4 separate regions of the Homo sapiens genome follow, and all the other regions are linked to region 4. Evidence: chromatin contacts called from ENCODE Hi-C data. All regions are on one chromosome and are shown on one strand. The core of a region is the stretch at or near the end of the contact, and the rest is flanking DNA. Distances in the headings are between cores, read along the strand shown. Region 1 holds the start of AGBL3 (AGBL carboxypeptidase 3). Region 2 holds the start of NUP205 (nucleoporin 205). Region 3 holds the start of PDIA4 (protein disulfide isomerase family A member 4). Region 4 holds the start of SSBP1 (single stranded DNA binding protein 1).

Region 1 (4,369 bases), core at 1,391-3,890, 6.8 Mb after region 4:
TTAACCTTTAATAAACGAGAAAATTAAAGGATTATTATCAGCTACTGGTCTCAATGCACCCAACACTTCAAATATCCTGAAACCTTAAAGTTTGCATCTTTCATTCCTCCTCTTCCACTGGGTGTGGTCATAATAATGACTTTATGGAAGGAATAAAGTTTAAAGATTCTTGATAAACCCGGGAAAACTATTTAAATTAAGAATAAAATTGGCCGGGCGTGGCGGCTCATGCCTGTAATCCCAGCACTTTGGGAGGCCAAGGCGGGTGGATCACCTGAGGTCAGAAGTTTGAGACCAGCCTGGCTAACATGGTGAAACCCCGTTTCTACTAAAAATACAAAAAAAATTAGCCAGGCATGGTGGCACATGCCTGTAATCCCAGCTACTCGGGTGGCTGAGGCAGAATCGTTTGAACCCAGGAGGCAGAGGTTGCAGTGAGCCGAGATCGCGCCATTGCACTCCAGCTTGAGCAACAAGAGCGATCTCAAACTCTGGCTCAAGAAAAAAAAAAAAATTAAATTAACAAAAAGAAAAACACAGAAAGCCATAAATCCTTTAAATAGCTAAAGTAAGCTTTAAGAGCTTATTTCGGGACATTAGTTTACATACATAATTTATACTTTAATAAAATTTGAAGGAAATCTCGCAGCCTATGTAGTAGAAAAAGACTAAAGAATTTTAAATACTACGTTTTTCCCCCTTTTTCTTCTTCCATGTCTCTTCCTTTATGACATCAGAGCCACAATAAACTGTTATGGTGATACACAATAAGGTTAGAACACGGTGGTTCTACTATGATTCATACTACGATGTAACACAATCCAATCAGCACATAGAAGAAAATAAGTGGACATCAATCCTAAAACTAAAACCCTACTAATAATTTCATATACAAATTTTAATAAAACCTAGAAGAATCTTAGCTAAAATATTTTCTCAAAAAAAATACAAATATAGTTTCTCTTTCTAGACAGGGCATAGTGTTCCCAGTGATAGCTTAGCTTTTTCAGCCAAATTATTTCCCAACTTCAATGACAATAATTTAAACATCCAATTGATTTTTATATCCAATTGATTTTATAATATTTTAATTGGGGATTTATATAATACAAATTTTATCTCCAAGTAAAATAAAGTTGAGAAAAACATACCGATTCATCTTCATCACTGATTGTTCTGTCTGAATAGTCTTCCTTTTCTGAATCTTCTGACATCTTTTCCAGTGTTTGACTTGAGATTTCTTGTAATATACGGGTAGGCTGTAAAACAATTTCTAAGGAAATTATATGACAGCTTTTCTTTTCAAGCTGTAGGTGTTTACTACATTAAATGAGTACTCAAAAATATATTCAATTGTATTTAACAGTCACAACAGTCTTCTCTAAAAACTAATTAGAATACAACTAATAAAACCTTCAATTTCAAAGAGTTAAAGGAATTTTCCATGACTATACGAGACAACAACCACAATAAGACAAATCAAGCAAATCATTTAATTAAAAGGAATTTCCAGAGTATACAGCCAAATCATTCACATTTTATATTTACAATTAAATACTACACAGCAAGTTCAGAATGATCCTGAGGCATTAAAAGATAATGAATTTAAAAATTATAGTCACTTACTGAAATGTAGCAATATAATTTTAAGTTTTCTCCTTGATTTTCACTTGACCAAAAGTTCAAGTGACAAGACTTTACATTTTGATTATTATTCTGTAGATACTGTCTGTTCTAATATTCATTTATATTATTCTTATTCTTAGAAATCTAAATAGCTACCAGAAGGTTGTATTGGTAATGACCATTACCATTCTATGCAAGTATCTTCCCATGTGGGTAATATCAAGACCAGGGAATAATCGAAATTTCTTGTCAAGTTCCCATCGTTCTTGAGAGACCAAAGGACTCGACAATTTCAAATCTATTAGTTTACGCCCCTCTCTACAGGAAGCGTGTTTTGGAGCGTGGACTACATATAAGTTAAGTCCAAGCTCTATGGCAAATCACTGCCAATGCCACGGAACCGACTGTCTCATAGATGACACCTTCAGTCCTAAGAAACTGAAGTTTCTGCCTGGGCATCACAACTCCACATTTGGAAAATCCGACTGGCCTAAATTCCATTCCTTACAGGTGCACACAGGGCGCACGAAGTGCTGACCTGCTGCGGATACAGCTCTGGTCTCAGGAAACGGCCCTTATCCACCGGCGCTCCGCGGGTGTCTTCCACCACTGCGGAGGAGGGGCAGATGCGGGCGCGTCCACGCTTAGCCGCGTCCCGACAGTACCAAGGCGTTTTTGGCGGGAAGCACGATGAGGCCACAACTCCGGGCGGCCGAGTTCCTTCCCGCACTCACTCCTGGACACCTTGGTGTGGGGAGGCGCTCATTTTCCGGGGCGCGCTCGCTTCCCGCAGGGGGCGCCCCGCCTTACTTCTGCATACCTCACCGTCCTGTCGGGGCCGGCACCTCGCTCCCACGCGAGTCCTCTGGCCAGGCCAGTCGTCGCTTCCGTGCGGGGAGAATATCTCGGGATCTCGCGATCTCGCGGAGAACCCGGTATCCAGCCGCTAGAAGTAACGCCACTGCTGGAGATCCGCAGCCCCAGCCACACTCCCAACTCTCGTCATCAGGCAACGGGTCCGCCCTCGCGAGACTTCGGACAGCCTTCGGAGATCACCTAGCAACCAGCTCGGAGGAAAGGAGCCTGCGTAGGTTTTGGCTCCAGGAAGAGGGATCCCAGAGGATGCCGGGAACTCGGGGTGGGCCGCAGGGCGGTCAGAGAGGCTCTCAGAGAGGCTTTGGGGTCTGTCGGGAGAATTTAGGAGTGGGGAAGACCGGGCAGCTATTTATTCCCAGTGGTCTGCACTTCGGCTGTTGCCTCAGAGGAGGCAGTAGAGCATGCTGGTTAGGACTGTGCTTTGGAGCCCACCTGACTTTTAACAGTGTGACATTGAACAAATTAATTACCTGGACTTCATGGGTACAATACTTGTAACTACTACTTGGAGATGTTAGAATATTAAAAAGTACGTTGGTCTTGATTTTTTACAGACTGAGTTCCATTCTACACAATTGTGCGATTAATTCGCTTATTCGATTCTGGAAAATGAGGCTTTTCTCCTTAAATACTAAATGGAGAGTCATAGATGAACTAGGGTGAATTCTCAAAATTATCAGCTCAGAGATTCTTTATAGCAATCGTCAGCTAGCATATTTAACACTGTTTTCCTGATGACTGCAAATCACTATATGTAGTCTCATTTAGTTAACAGACGTTATTCATGAACATCCCATATTGATTTTTTCCCTCATCTTTAGCTCTACAGGGTAAGGTAATCTATTTGGAAAAGTTTTCCAAGTACAGCTGAAAAAAAGTCTAGATTTTGATGATATAAGAATGTAAATAAACACTTTTCACAAAGCGTTATATGTCATGAGATTCGTGATATTGTAGAAATGGAGATAATAAATGGTAGCAAGTTTGAAAGTAGAATAAAGGGCAAAGCACTATGGCTTAAGCATGGAAATGGGTTAACATAATCTCTTTGTATTTTGTAAGTATCTGAAAATAGGTGTTTTTGAGGTCAGCAGTTTAAAAGTATGAACCTTCCAGATTAGACCTTGGCCAGAGAATATTAATAGAGTATATCTTAGATCAACCTCTTGAAAAGTAGCTCTTATAGTTGAAGCTTGTTTTATGCCATACATAAATCACTAAAGGTGACATGCACAGAGAAATCTTTATTTATGTAATCTGTTTTTCTGTTGGATTTTAGTCATGGCTGCAAGCCATAGGATGTCAGCTGTACAAGGTAAAACTGAGAAATGGTCTAACCAGGTTATATAAGAAATTAATGGCAGGGCTGAGAGACTTAAGTCTCGTGATTTTTAGTCCAAATAGTTATATTATCACATACCAAGTAGTCCATGGGAAGAAAAATGATCTTAATGCATAATTTTAAAAACTTAGGATTTTTTTTTTTTTTTTGAGACAGAATCTCACTTGCTCTGTCGCCCAGGCTGGAGTGCTGTGGTGCAATCTCAGCTCACTGCAACCTCTGCCTTTGGGGTTCAGGTGATTCTCATGCATCCTGACTAGCTGGGACTACAGGCACGTGCCACCACTAATTTTTGTATTTTTTAGTAGAGACGTGGTGTCACCATGTTGGCCAGTGTGGTCTCAAACTCCTGGTGTCAAGTGATCCGTCTACCTCAGCCTCCCAAAGTACTGGGATTACAGGTGTGAGTCACCGTGCCTGGCCAAAAACTTAGGAACTTGGCAAAACTTTGAAAATGATATTCATTCATTATTTTATTAACAACTTTTTTCTTTTTAAAGACAGCTCTGTCACCCAGGTTGGGGT
Region 2 (4,628 bases), core at 266-2,765, 6.2 Mb after region 4:
GGATCGCATCACTGCACTCCCGCCTGGGAGACAGAGCAAGACTCCATCTCAAAAAGAAAAATTAAAAAATAAAATAAAATAGAGAAATGTATTATATACAACCACACGTTAAGCATATCTAATTGGGAAGGAAGGACCGCAATATTAAGCATGTAACTTCATTACTAACCTTCTAATATATACGTCTAATATCATAAAATGAATTAGGTTGTGCTTAAGCAGTAGCACTAAGTAGTTTAAGCACCTAAGACTGACTTAGATCATTAGATGTTTAACTCTGGGGACATTACGTAACTATTTGAAGCCTCTATTTCCAAATCTGTAAAACGGAGTATGTAACAGTAACTACTCCAAAGGTGTATAAACGGGAACTGAATGAGATAAGCACGATAATAAGTGCAATGCTGGGATATAGTATGTGTTCAGTAAACATAGCCTTCATTATAATTTATCATAGCTTTTCTGAAATGATTTGATTTACAAAACAGATTTAGACAACTTTTCAAGAATATCAGTCCTGTGGAAAATAGAACCAATACTTTAAAAAAGAGTCCTTTTAAGTGAGATTCTCACAAGCATTTACCACACAGATATACTCTTAATCTTGCCCGCGAACTTCAGAGCATCTCAATCGAGGCATTAACATTCTAGGCACCAAATTATTTTTCCGGACTGCTCTGACCATGAAGGACTTTCTGCATCCTTGCCCCGCCTACTATGCGACAGCAGTGTACCCCAGGAAATATGACAATCAAAATGCACTCACTCATTCAAACACCACTGGAGGGCGGTACGGCCCGAATTGAGAATCACCGAAAGAGGATCCACCCCAAATCTTCCAGAGTTCCTTTACTACCTTCTAGATTCAATTCCACCCCGAAAATCTACAGCTCCAAAGGTACAAGAACATCCAGGGCCTAACCACATCCGCAGGGTTAGAAGACGTCTGCTGAAGCCCCGCCACCCTCTTCCTGACCACCTTTCAGATGGCCGACTTCATAATAGGGAGTATTCGCTGCCTGCAAGATCTCCCACCCTATAAGGAACTCCGACGCCTACTTTCAGCCTCTGCTCATGGCTGGAAAATATCTCGGGTCCTCTGGCTTCACTGTGGAAGACCTGATGCGTATTCCAGCGAAATCGGGACCACAGACGCACAGTGAAACTTGGGGGTGAGGGGGACCAGACTCAGCCCTGGGCTGTGAGAGATTACACACCTGGGTCCAGCGGCCCAAGCCTCACTGCCTGGAATCTCAAACCCCAACTCGAGGGCTGGAGCCGCAGCACCGACGCGCGCCATTCAAACTGGGGAGGGGTGGGACTCTAGGCCCAGAATTAGGGAAAAGCAGGCACCGCACATAAGTGGGGTCCTAGACTCCGAGAAACCTCACGGTCTCGTCTCTCCATGAAGACCTGGTTATCGCTCAGCTCAATCGTCTTTCTGTCTGGCCACACTTACCCGAATTTACCGCCAAAGGCGTCGCCATCTTAGAGGCGCACTAACAGAGCCCTTCTGCCGCATGGAGGCCCCGGGAAAGGGTGAGGCTGACCTGAGCGAAGCCTGAACAAAAAGGCACCACACTGTCCCCTCCACGCTGGGCCGTCCCAGGCGTACAAAAGGCTCCAGAATCTGCTCTGGGTCACAAACATCAATTTTCATTGGGATTATTCCCATTCAAATAAGGCGAGGGCAACCACTTCAGAGACACGAGGTCCTCGATCCGACGTTCATCGTGTAGTGCATCCTGGGACTTGTAGTTTCTAATGATGAGTTGGTTAAGTGGAGAGGAAAAAGTAAAGTGGAATAGAAAAAGATATTCTGAGAGTAGTTATTAAAATGACGCCCATTTATGACATTATAAAAGCCGTAAATTCAAATCATTATCTCCGCTTCAAGTTAAATCTTCCTTACAGTGGGGAGTGAAGTAAGGTATGAAGTGTCTACACCTCAAAAAGCCACTGACCGGTTACAAACTAAGTTTCCGTGACATTTCAGTTTACCAAATATATTCTGTCAACATAGTTGCGTAGAGCGAAACAAATCATAATTTTTAATTATAAAATTTTCAAACGGATACAAAATTAGAATAGCAAACACTCAGCATCAATAACGTGGCCAATTTCCCACCACGGCAGCCCCAACCCACCCTTACCACCCCAACACCCTCCCCTCCCCACCCCCCGCCCCCGATTAGTTTGAAACAGATTCCAGACATATCGTTTCATAATCACCAAGTATTTTTCTACCTGAGCACCCAAAGTAGCTGAACTCTTTCTTCAGCTGTTAAATTTTAGTTTGCTGATTTTCAAACTAAAATGTAAATAATCATTGCTATTTACAGCTATGTATTAAGAAAAATTTTATAGCCATTATCTCATTTAATCCCTGCAAACCATTCTATTGGGAAAATGATATGATTATAACTATTTATGTCAGAGACGCTCCATGTGCCTTACAATCTCATTGTATTAACTCTCCATCATTCCCATTTCACTGTTGGAAATCAGAATCAAATAATTTAGACAAAAGCATAGAGTATGTTAAGAATATCCAGAACTGGCAGGGCGCAGTGGCTTATGCCTGTAATCCCAGCACTTTGGGAGGCCAAGGCAGGCGATCACTTAAGGTCAAGTGTTTGAGACCAGCCTGGCCAGGAAGGTGAAACCCCGTCTCTACTAAAAATACAAAAATTAGCCAGGCATGGCGGCACGCACCTGTAACCCCAGCTGTTCGGAAGGCTGAGGCAGGAGAATCCCTTGAACCCGGGAGGTGGAGGTTGCAGTGAGCTGAGATCATACCACTGCACTCCAGCCTAGGCAACAGAGTGAGTGAGACTCCATTTAAAAAAAAAAAGAATATCCAGAACAGAACATTTATTCTTTTGAACAAATAATATCAAGTGACACAATGTACATTAGGTTTGAAACACAAAAATCACTGGTGATTTTTTCTAAAAGTCATTGATATATAGAGACAAATGCCAAACTACGATTAAAGTGGTTTTAAGGAGTGAAGTGGGGAAGAGAGAAAGTAAACGCAAAGGAATTTTTCAAGAAGTTTATCATGAAACTGAGAAGAATACTGAGCAGGAACTTGACAGGAAGCGGCATTCAAAGATTTCTCTCTCAGCACAGCTATTACAAGCCTTTCCCTCTCCACATGCACTTTTTAAGCCCACACGCTTCCCTCTCAGTAGATAACTTTGCTTTCTATAAAGTAACTCTTTAAATTCCAGCAACTCCTCTTCACCTGTCATTACACTTTACAAGCATTCTCTCACAGGCTTCTTCAATTCGTAGCAATTGGGATATTGCCATCATAAGCCCCTCTAAAACTGCGCTTGGTATGTTTACCAGTTATCAGTCATCAAATTCCATGGGCACTTTTCTGAATTATGATAGTTATAGGCCGGGTGCAGTGGCGCACGCCGGTAATCCTAGCACTATGGGACGCTGAGGTGGGAGAATCACCTGAGGTCAAGAGTTCGAGACCAGCCTGGCCAACATGGTGAAACCTTGTCTCTACTAAAAATACAAAATTAGCTGGGCGTGGTGACAGGACTCCTGTAATCCCAGCTACTTGGGAGACTAAGGCAGGAGAATCGCTTGAACCCCAGAGGCAGAGGTTGCAGTGAGCCGAGATCGCACCATTGCACTCCAGCCTGGGTAACAGAGTAAAAACTCTGCCTCAAAAAAAAAAAAAGAAAAAGAAAAGAAAAAGAAAGAAACAAAATTATATTATCCTGTGGCTACTGGGGCACCAATGATACTGGTTTTCCTCCTCTTTCCAGTTCTTTTTTAGTGTTTTACGTGGACTTCTCTTCCTCTTCTACCCACTAAATCTAGCTCTTCCCCTATAGTCATCTCTAGTTTCTGTCCTTTTCATTCTACATGCTTTCTGTGGGACATCTTATGGTTTCTTACTACCACCTGCTTGCTGATGAATTCTGTGTTTGTATCTCTAGTCCAGTCCTCTCTCTTGAGCTTCATATTTGTAGAACCAACTCTCTACTTCATATCTGTATTGATTGCCACACAGGCGTTTCAAAACCAACATGTCTGAAACGTAAATGATCACTTTTCCCCTAAAACTCTGCCACCTGTATCCCCACCCAGTTGCCAAAATCGGAAACCTGGGATTCTTTCTGTATTCTTCCTTCAATTGTCAAATCCTGTTCATTCTACCTCACAAATATTTCTGGAACCCTTTTCCTCTTCTCTGCTTTCTATGCCATTGTTCAAGTCTCATCTTCTTAAACTTGGTATTTTGCAATAGCCTTCTCATTTGTCTTTCTTATTTCCATCTGATCTTCCTTTCATGGACTCCTAAGGTGATTTTTATTTTTTATTTTATTTTATTAATTTATTTCAAGACACAGTTTCACTCTGTCGCTGGAGTGCAGTGGTGCAATCTTGGCTCACTGCAGCCTCCACCTCCCGGGTTCAAGCGATTCTTGTGCCTCAGCCTCCTGAGTAGCTGGGATTACAGGGGCATTTCACCACACCCGGCTAATTTTTGTATTTTTAGTACATGGCGGGGGGCGGGGGTTTGCCATGTTAGCCAGGCTGGTCTCGAACTCTTAACCTCGGCTTCCCAAAACACTGAAATTACAGGCATGAGTCACTGT
Region 3 (4,813 bases), core at 2,301-4,800, 7.3 Mb before region 4:
TAACCTGCTTTTCTTCAAATTCTCCTCATTCTAATTCTTTACACAGACTCCCCTATAGCCACCATCTCCACCTGCCTAATTTAAGGTCTGAAGCAGTAATTAGGAATAATTTTATAGCACAAAATGCCCATATTAAAGGAGAAGAAAGATCACGAATCAATGATGTCAACTTTCACTTTAAGAAACTATAAAGAAAACAGTAAATACAACCTAAAATAAGCAGAAGAAAGATAATATAAATTAAAATGGAAACCAATGAAATAGAAAATAGAAAACAATAAGGAAAATCAGTGAAACCAAAAGCTGGTTCTTTGAGAAGACCAATATAATTTATAAACCATTAGCCTGACTCATCATTAAAAAAGAGAGAAGACAAAAATTATCAGTATCAATAATGAGAGGTGACCTCACTACAGACTCTAAAGTTATTTAAAGCATGAGAGAAGAATATTCTCTTAGCACATTCTTGCTGCTATAACAAAATAGACTGGGTTATTTACAAAGAACAGAAATTTATTTCTTACAGTTCTGGAGACTGGGAAGTCCAAGATCAAGGTGCTGGCATTCAGTGTCTGGTGAGGTCCTTCTTGTCATTAATACATCTCCACATGGTAGAAGGCGGAACATGGAAGGGCATGGGGGATGAACGCTGTGTGCTCACATGGTGATGAGAATGAACCCATTCCCTCAAACCCTTTGTAAGGGCCCCAGTTCCATCCATAACGGCTCTACCCTCGTGACTTTATCACCTCCTAAAAGCCCCATCTCTTATTACTACCACATTGGCAATTACGTTTCAACATACAAATTTTGGGAGATATTCAGACCATAGCAAATATCACCAAAAACTGTATGTCAATAAATTTGACAACTTATATGAAATGGACAAATTCCCACCAACTACTGAAACTCACTGAAGAAGAAATAACCTGAATAGCCCTATATCTATTACAGAGATTAAATTTATAGTTGATTGATCTTTGATTTTTTTTTTTTTTTTTGAGATAAGGTCTCGCTTTGTCACCCAGGCTGAATGCAGTGGTGTGACCTCTTCTCTAGTAAGTCTATGCAGAAGCAGAGGAAAATGCATGTTCAAATTGGTCTGTAAACCCAGCATAATAGTGTTAAATCACAGCTCTGGGGATAAACCAGGGAGAAGTTCATTTACATGAATGAATTTCCAAACTAGGGTCCGTTTCTATGATTCTTTTTTTTTTTGAGATGGAGTCTCACTATGTCGCCCAGGCTGGAGTGCAGTGGCGCAATCCCAGCTCACTGCAACCTCCGCTTCCAGGGTTCAAGTGATTCTCCTGCCTCCTCAGCCTCCCAGGTGGCTGGGATTACAGGCACGCGCCACCATGCTCAGCTAATTTTGTATTTTTAGTAGAGACAGGATTTCACCACGTTGGCCAGGCTGATCTGGAACTCCCCACCTCTCATGATCCGCCTGCCTCAGTCTCCCAAAGTGCTGGGATTACAGGAGTGAGCCACTGTGCCCGGCCTCATATCTATGATTTGACAGACAGCCTCTCTACGCTTACAACAACCAACTGTGGAGATCTTGGATATAGTCATGGAAGTATCATTTCTCATCTCTCTCCATTCTGACCCTCAACACAGTGCTGTTTGTACCCATAACAAAATTGAGTGAAAAATTTAGGGATAAAGAGAAAGGAGCTTTCCAACTTGATAAAGTTCTGTTTTGTTGAATGAACTTCTATAGCTATACCCTAAATGCTTTCAAAAAGAACATTGTTACTTTAATGTCACAAGATATATGTGTGTTTATACACATATACAGACAGCACTTCAAGAGCCTTCTTCCTATCTTTGTATCAACAAAAGGCCAGTGAAATTGTGTTTCTCCCACCACTGAGCAAATGGGGTCCTCATTCCTCTCAGTTTAACAGTGTCATAGGAAACAAGAAGAAAGATGAGAACTCTGACTTGTCTTTTTGAAGAACAGGTCTATCTTTAACATGATATTAAGGCTGGGCACGGTGGCTCACACCTGTAATCCCAGCACTTTGGGAGGCCGAGGTGGGTGGATCACTTGAGGTCGGTCAGGAGTTTGAGACCAGCCAGGCCAACGTGGTGAAACCCTGTCTCTACTAAAAATATAAAAATTAGCAGGGAGTGGTGGCGGGCGCCTGTGGTCCCACCTACCCGGGAGGCTGAGACAGTAGAATCACTTGAACCCAGGAGGCGGAGGTTGCAGTGAGAGGAGATGGCGCCACTGCATTCCAGCTTGGGTGACAGAGCAAGACTCTTGTCTCAAAAAATAAAATAACATGATACCGAACTGTCTGGTGGCCCACATTCATAGCACTCTAATAAATCAGTGTGTACAGTTGCATAATGTTCTGCCCTACAAAATTGACCAGGAACCATCAGATTAATAGGCATTCAACAAAAAAATTAAGTATTTTTAATTGCTAAGGTCTGTGAGTTATCCCTTTTTTCTTCCTCACGTAATAATCTGCACACACGAGAAAATATTCCTGAACTTGAGTTTCTATTTTTTTTCTTTTCCCTATTTGCCTTCTCAAACTCCCAGGTGTTAAAAAAAAGTCTCAAACTTAATGCACATTACAGGCTTCTTTTCTGACATACAAAAATCGTCATCTTAACCTAGTTTTCTTCTCCAAAGTGGTCAAGAGGGAAAACCTCAAGCTTTTATTCAGATCTATGTAAACCACTAGATTGCCTATCTGGTATTTCCTTTTGCAGAAAATCACTAGAAAACTAAATAAGACGAGGCAAAGTTTAGACAAGAATCTGATGGCTTGTTTCTCCGAGATGCAACCTTGGAGAGAGGCTTCCCCAGATTCTAGTCTGGATTCACTTTACTGCATGCTCTTCCCCGCTCTCTAGCTCAATACTCCGGAGAGAAATGAAACTTTTATTTGCTCGAGCAGAAAAAGAAATTAAGAAGGCCACGAACATGCAGCGGACTTGGAGCCCCTTTCTAGCAACAAACAGGCTCGTGCTCCTCCGCCCGCGTTGGTCTCCAGCTTCCCAGAGCCCCGGCGGGTTGCGAGGACCGCCCTGCTCGCCACTGCTCCCCACCGCTCCGGTACCGACACGTGTTCTTACTGCCAAGTTCGGCCGCAGGATGCTGAGCCGAGCCCCGCCCCGCTCCACATTTCCCAGGCTCCGCCTCTCCTGCCCCGCCCCCGGCACCGATTGCCAATAGCGCCCCGAGGCGTAGCCAGGTCCCGCACTCCCCGTGCCCGGCCCGCCGCCTTTGTTCTCCCCCGCTCTCCCTCTTGGCCTGTGCGCTCCCGGCAAACCGAGTGGCAGCCGCTGATTGGTGGTTGTGGCGCAGCCAATCAGAAGGGGGCACCTCACGTTAGGGCTCGGAGTTTTAAACGCGCAGCCGAGGGCCGCGCGCAGGAGTAGGGAGGGCCTAGGGCGGCGGAGCCGACTCGTCGCGGCCGAGGCGCGCGCGGTCCGTGCCGGCGTCAGTCTGGGATTGGCCGGCCCGCGACTTCCTCCGCCCCCTGCCAATCGCCGGGGACGACTTCCGTGGGTTTTTCCGGCTCCCCCGCGTCGCTAAGGAGCGACGGGCTGTCGGCCAGACCCCGAGTTCTCGGTGCGCTCAGCGGCCGCCGACGCTAGGAGGCCGCGCTCCGCCCCCGCTACCATGAGGCCCCGGAAAGCCTTCCTGCTCCTGCTGCTCTTGGGGCTGGTGCAGCTGCTGGCCGTGGCGGGTGCCGAGGGCCCGGACGAGGGTGAGCGGCAAGCGCGCCGCGGGTCGGGCTGTGCTTGCGGGGGCTGCAGAGCTGTGCGGGGGCCTGGGCCCTGCGACCCCGGCGGGCGGGCTTCCGCGCGGTCAGCTCCAGAACTAGTGATGGGCGCCGAGCCCGGGGTAAACTTGGCGGAGTTGAAGGGGCGGGGGCGGTGGCTGTGGCAGTGGCAGGATCGATTTGGGGTTCCCGGGAGAGGAAGGTGGCCGGGGTCTCTTGGGCTCCGACGCCCTGGAAGACCCCTGTCACCCGAGGCTGGGAGAGGGCTGCAGAGCGCCTTTTTTGCAGCTGGGTCCTTCGCCTTAATTTACAGATTTTCGTCAGGTCCAGGCTAACTCCAGGCGAACGCGCCCAGGCAGTGGGAAGGGAGAGGGAGAGCCACTGGAGAGAAGGGGCGAGGGCGTGAAGAAACAAGTGCGAGTTCTTTGGAACAGCAAGCATTCCTTTTCAAAATGTGGTCTGTAGATTTGGAAATGATTAATCCATAGATTCTGGAGAAAGGGATGGCTTGGTTTGCACCTTTGAGAAACTAGAGATACCATTCCTTCTGCATTTAGCATTTACTGTGTGCCAGTCCCTGTACTGGGTTCTGGGAGGAAAAGATTGTGAGTGTGGTCCCTGCCCATGAAGCGCGTACTCCAGTAGGAATAGTAACAACTACTTCATGGTCCCTGCATTTTTCTTCGAAGTGAGCTAGCTGCAGACATAAGAACTCTGAAGATTAGGAAGTGCTAATTAAGGAAAAGTTGTTATTCCTAGAGAATAAGGCATCCAGGTACTGGTCTTTACCTTCTTCCTCTCTGCCCTTACTTTTAATCACTAGCTTTTTAACCTTCTGAGTTTGTTCTAATATAAATATACACTCTTTGATAATGTTAGTGTGTAGGGAAATCGTGAACTTTATACTCTTTCAAACAGATTGAGTAACTTCTGCGTGGGTCACTGATTCAAAAAGAGTCTTTGCCCAAATAGAAAAGGAAGTAAAAACCCACACTCGGCGAGAAAAACACCTGCCGAAAGGAATCCGATAGCGGGACTGCTTACAAATTGTGTCTTGAGACCTT
Region 4 (4,373 bases), core at 1-2,500:
TGAGATGCTCTCTTCAGTGTGGAAAGATGGGGGAAGAGGAACGTTTAGCAACACAGGAGGTAGATGGTCAAAAAAGCAACTACATGCCTTAAGAAAAAAGTTGGAACAATGATTCCTACAGTCTTTAGGTCACTAAAGACCTTTAATGTCCTCTCACTGGTTAAATTCAAGCAACACACACACATTTTAAAAATTAATGATTCCTATTACGTGTGAATAAACCTGAACTTTTTTTTTGTTTTAGTGAACATAATTTACACTGGCAAAATCGTCCCCAATCCTCCATATCAAATGAGTATAGAGGTGGGTGGGTGAGCTCAAAGGTCTTTTGCCCCTGTAGTTAAAAGCCTAAAGAAGTCTTCTGATCACTGTGGCTGATAGTAATACATCTCAGTATTAATACAGACAAGTGACTACCTGTAATACAGGTCTTCGAAACATGGCTTCTATTTTCTTTTCTTACAGTCTAATCTTTAGGCTTTTCCTGAAGGAAAAAAACAAAATAAGAAAAAAACATTACCTCTTATGGCAAAAGTACAACTCACCAGTCCTAAATTCCTAACTATATTCATAATTTTTATGCACTCCAATTTTGTGACCACAACGTACCAACATTCCTGCACATCTGATGAGGATTCCTTCCTCCCTCCCAAATAAACTCACACCTGTATGTCTTTTTGGTCCCAAATAACTTCCTCTTCCTCCAACCCATCGACAAAATTTTGATTCTGAGTTAATCCCACTTCCAATCCACTGTCTTCTCAAATTTCATTACTATGCAAGCTCCCTTAGAGCAGAGATTTGTATCTGCTTTATTCACTGCCATTTTCTAAACTTCTAAAAAAGTTCTTAATGCATAGTAAGGCCTCCATAAATATTAGCATCACCAAGGGACTTATATCTGAAACCTGTTACTGAAAAATTACTGCCTTCATCTCCGTTAACAAAGACCAAGCAGCGTAGAGACCCCCGGGCTAGCCAGCCACACCATAGGGAGAGGTGGACACCCTTTACCGAAGATGGCGCCACCACCTGAAAACCGAGGAGAACTGGAAGGAAATCACGCGGTCCTCCGCACGACTGATGAAAGGGCCAGACACCTACACAGAAACACCTCCCGACCCACGCAGGATCACGCGCAGCCAAAACACACGACTCCAGCACTTCCTTCGCGCTGGCTATCCCTTCCTCCCTCACCTGACGATCTAACCCGAGCAGCCCAGCCACGCAGGGGATCACTTCCGGCGCACAGGGAACGCAAAGCTCGCCAGAGGAAAAAGGAAACAGAAACTCCGCAACTTGCGCCTTGGAAATACTGCCGGCTAGCGCTGCGGGAAACGGCTCCCCTTAACTCTGAAGTTCCGCGATCTTCTCTTTGTGCGCGGGCGGATGGATCAACGCCGCCAAGTGGTGAGTTTGGAAGGTTTCAAGTTTAGAAGGTTTCAAGTTTAGAAGGTTTCAAGTTTGGAAAGAAATGAAATTATGTGATGAGGTTTCTAACTGGGCCCAGGAGGGGGCGAGGTAGGCAAAACAGAGACTAGCTCTGCCTGGAGGGAAAAAAAAGCAACATTTGTGACCAGCCTAGGCGACATAGTGAGACCTGTCTCTACAAAAAATATATAATTAGCTGGGCGTGGTGGCGCGCGCCTGTGGTCCAAGCTTCTCCGGAGGCTGAGGTCGGGGGATCGCCTGAGCCCTGGAGGTCGTTGCTGCATTGAGCCGTGAACGCACCACTGCATTCCAGCCTGGGCAACAGAGCGAACTCTATCTCAAAACAAAACAAAACAAAACAAGAAAAAGAAAAAAAGAAGAAAATTAAAAAAAAAAAGAAAGAAAAAGAACGTCCCAGGTCTGTTGAAGCACTAAGAAAAGCAGAAAAAGAAAGGGGAGCCAGGGAAGGGCTGGCAGGCTGTGCAATTTAAGGGAGCACCAGAAAAACTGGCAATCAAATAATATATTAATGTAATATTTTAAAAAGTAAAAATTAATGCAGGAAATCCGGGAGGAACAAAATAAGAGTCATGTGTACCTTAACAACAGGGTAAGGTCTGAGGATTGCGTCATTAGGCGATTTTGTTGCTGTACGAACACCACAGAATGTACTTTGACGACCTAGATGGTGGAGCCTGGACACACCTCGGCTCTGTGGTGTGGCCTGCTGCTTCCAGGCTGCAAACCTGACAGCATGGGGCTGTACTGAATACCGCAGACCATTGTAATTCATGGTAAGTATCTGTGTGTCTAAACATATGTAAACATGGAAAAGGTACAGTACAAATGCGGTATAAAAGATAAAAATGGCACACCTGTATGGGGCGCTTACCATGAATGGAGCTTGCGGAACTGGAAGTTGCTGTGGGTGAGTAAATGAGTGAGTGGTGGCCCAACATGAAGGTCTAGGACATTATTGTACCCACTAAACACTTCATAAACACTGTACACTTAGGCTACACTCAGTTTATAAAAAATACTTTTCTTCCTTTAATAAACTTTCACTCACTATAACTTTATAAATCTTCCAAATTTTTTTACGTTTTAACTGTTTTGTAATAACAATTAGCTTAAAACACACACTGTACCACTGTACAAAAATATTTTTCTTATATCCTTATTCTACAAGCTTTTTTCTACCTTTGCTTTTTTTCTTTTTTTTTTTAACTTTTTAGCCATTTTTTAAAAAAACTAAGACATAAACACACACATTAGCCTAGGCCTACACAGGGTCATTATGATCAATCTCAGCCTTCCACTTCCACATCTTGTCCCACTGGAAGGTTTTCAGAAGCAGTGACACACAGGGAGCTGTCATCTCCTATAACAGTGTCTTCTTCTGGAATCCCTCCTGAAGGACCTGCCTGAGGCTGTTTTACAGTTAACTTTTAAAAAATAAGTTAAATAATAATATAATAAAAAGTATAGTAAATACATAAACCAGTGACATAGTCATTATTAATATCAAGTAACACATGAGTAATACATTGCATTCTGATGTTTTAGCAGGTATGATGTCACTAGACGATAGGAATTTTTCAACTCCATTGTAATCTTATGGGACCACCTTTGTATATGCACTGTTGTATATGCAGTCTTTTTCCAAAACATCATTATGAAGTGCATGACTGTATTAAAATTTTAACTGAATACAGGATCCAAGCCAGACTGGAGCCTGAGGCACAAGGAAGAATATGCACCCCTGTGTATATGTGTACTTATGTATTTTTAAAAATTGGGGCTAGGAAGGTTAGTGGGGGGCTGGAGGGAAGGTGGGGATGGTTAATGGGTACAAAAAAATAGAACGAATAAGACCTACTATTTTCGATGGCACAATAGGTTGACTATAGTCAATAATTACTTAACTGTACATTTTAAAATAAGAGTGTTATTGGATTGTGTGTAACTCAAAGGATAAATTAAGATGATACCCCATCCCCCATGATGTGCTTATTTGACGTTGCATACCTGTATCAAAATATCTCATGTACTCCATAAATATATACACTTCCTTTGAACCCACAAAAATTAAAAATAAAGACAAAAACAAAAAAAAATGTTTAATTAAAAAAATTTTGGCCAGGTCCAGTAGCTCATGTTTGTAATCCCAGCACTTTGGGAGGTTGAGGGGGTGGATCACTTGAGCCCAGGAGTTCAAGATCAGCTTGAGCAACATGGCAAAACCCTGTCTCTGTAAAAAATACAAAAATTAGCCAGGCAGCCGGGCGCCGTGGCTCACGCCCATAATCCCAGCACTTTGGGAGGCCAAGGCGGGCCGATCACGAGGTCAGGAGATCGAGACCATCCCGGCTAACACGGTGAAACCCCGTCTCTACCTAAAAATACAAAAAATTAGCTGGGCGTGGTAGTGGGTGCCTGTAGTCCCAACTACTAGGGAGGCTGAGGCAGGAGAATGTCGAGAGCCCGGGAGACGGAGCTTGCAGTGAGCTGAGATCGTGCCCCTGCACTCCAGCCTGGGCAACAGTGCGAGACTCCGTCTCAAAAAAAAAAAAAAAAAATTAGCCAGGCATAGTGGTATGTGCTTATAATCCCAGCTACTGAAGTGGGAGGATCGCTTGAGCCTGGGAAGTTGAGGCTTCAGTGAGCCATGATCACACCACTGCACTCCAGCCTGTGCAACAGAGTGAGAGACCCTGTCTCAAAAAATATATATATGTGTGTATATATATATGTGTATATATATCAATATGTATGAATGAAATATGTGTGTATATATATCTCAATATATATACACATATATATTTTTGAGACGGTATATATATATCATCACACAAAATATATGTATGTATATATGTGTATATATATCAATATATATGTATATGTGTTATATATCAATATATATACACATATATTTCCAGAAC

The links. A loop is a pair of places that touch in the nucleus more often than their neighbours do. Pooled maps may share reads with other maps.
Region 1: a pooled map shows a loop between it and region 4 (7-fold over the local background). The contact joins the promoter of AGBL3 here to the promoter of SSBP1 in region 4. A Hi-C loop is called at or near these places in 7 of 50 pooled maps.
Region 2: a loop to region 4 is called in a map of CD8-positive, alpha-beta T cell, with 21 times the contacts of the local background. The contact joins the promoter of NUP205 here to the promoter of SSBP1 in region 4. A Hi-C loop is called at or near these places in 2 of 168 maps with a recorded cell type or tissue (CD8-positive, alpha-beta T cell and naive thymus-derived CD4-positive, alpha-beta T cell) and 9 of 50 pooled maps.
Region 3: a pooled map shows a loop between it and region 4 (9-fold over the local background). The contact joins the promoter of PDIA4 here to the promoter of SSBP1 in region 4. A Hi-C loop is called at or near these places in 4 of 50 pooled maps.

What each region holds. Positions count from the first base shown.
Region 1 is chr7:134,984,779-134,989,147 of GRCh38, reverse strand. AGBL3 (AGBL carboxypeptidase 3) reads right to left here and starts at 2,640. Exons shown (of 17, transcript NM_178563.4): 1 at 2,447-2,640; 2 at 1,152-1,273. The coding sequence starts at 1,214. RefSeq lists enhancers at 1,949-2,208, 2,289-2,428, 2,439-2,738.
Region 2 is chr7:135,554,804-135,559,431 of GRCh38, reverse strand. It overlaps NUP205 (nucleoporin 205), which reads right to left and starts at 1,515. Exons shown (of 43, transcript NM_015135.3): 1 at 1,460-1,515. The coding sequence starts at 1,487. RefSeq lists enhancers at 805-924, 995-1,054, 1,115-1,164, 1,545-1,674.
Region 3 is chr7:149,027,242-149,032,054 of GRCh38, reverse strand. PDIA4 (protein disulfide isomerase family A member 4) reads left to right here and starts at 3,550. Exons shown (of 10, transcript NM_004911.5): 1 at 3,550-3,734. The coding sequence starts at 3,647. RefSeq lists silencers at 3,058-3,637, 3,708-3,777, 3,868-3,917 and enhancers at 3,242-3,835, 3,836-4,430.
Region 4 is chr7:141,735,235-141,739,607 of GRCh38, reverse strand. It overlaps SSBP1 (single stranded DNA binding protein 1), which reads right to left and starts at 1,250. Exons shown (of 7, transcript NM_003143.3): 1 at 1,198-1,250; 2 at 418-484. The coding sequence starts at 441. WEE2-AS1 (WEE2 antisense RNA 1) reads left to right here and starts at 1,566. Exons shown (of 4, transcript NR_199841.1): 1 at 1,566-2,225. RefSeq lists an enhancer at 1,348-2,233.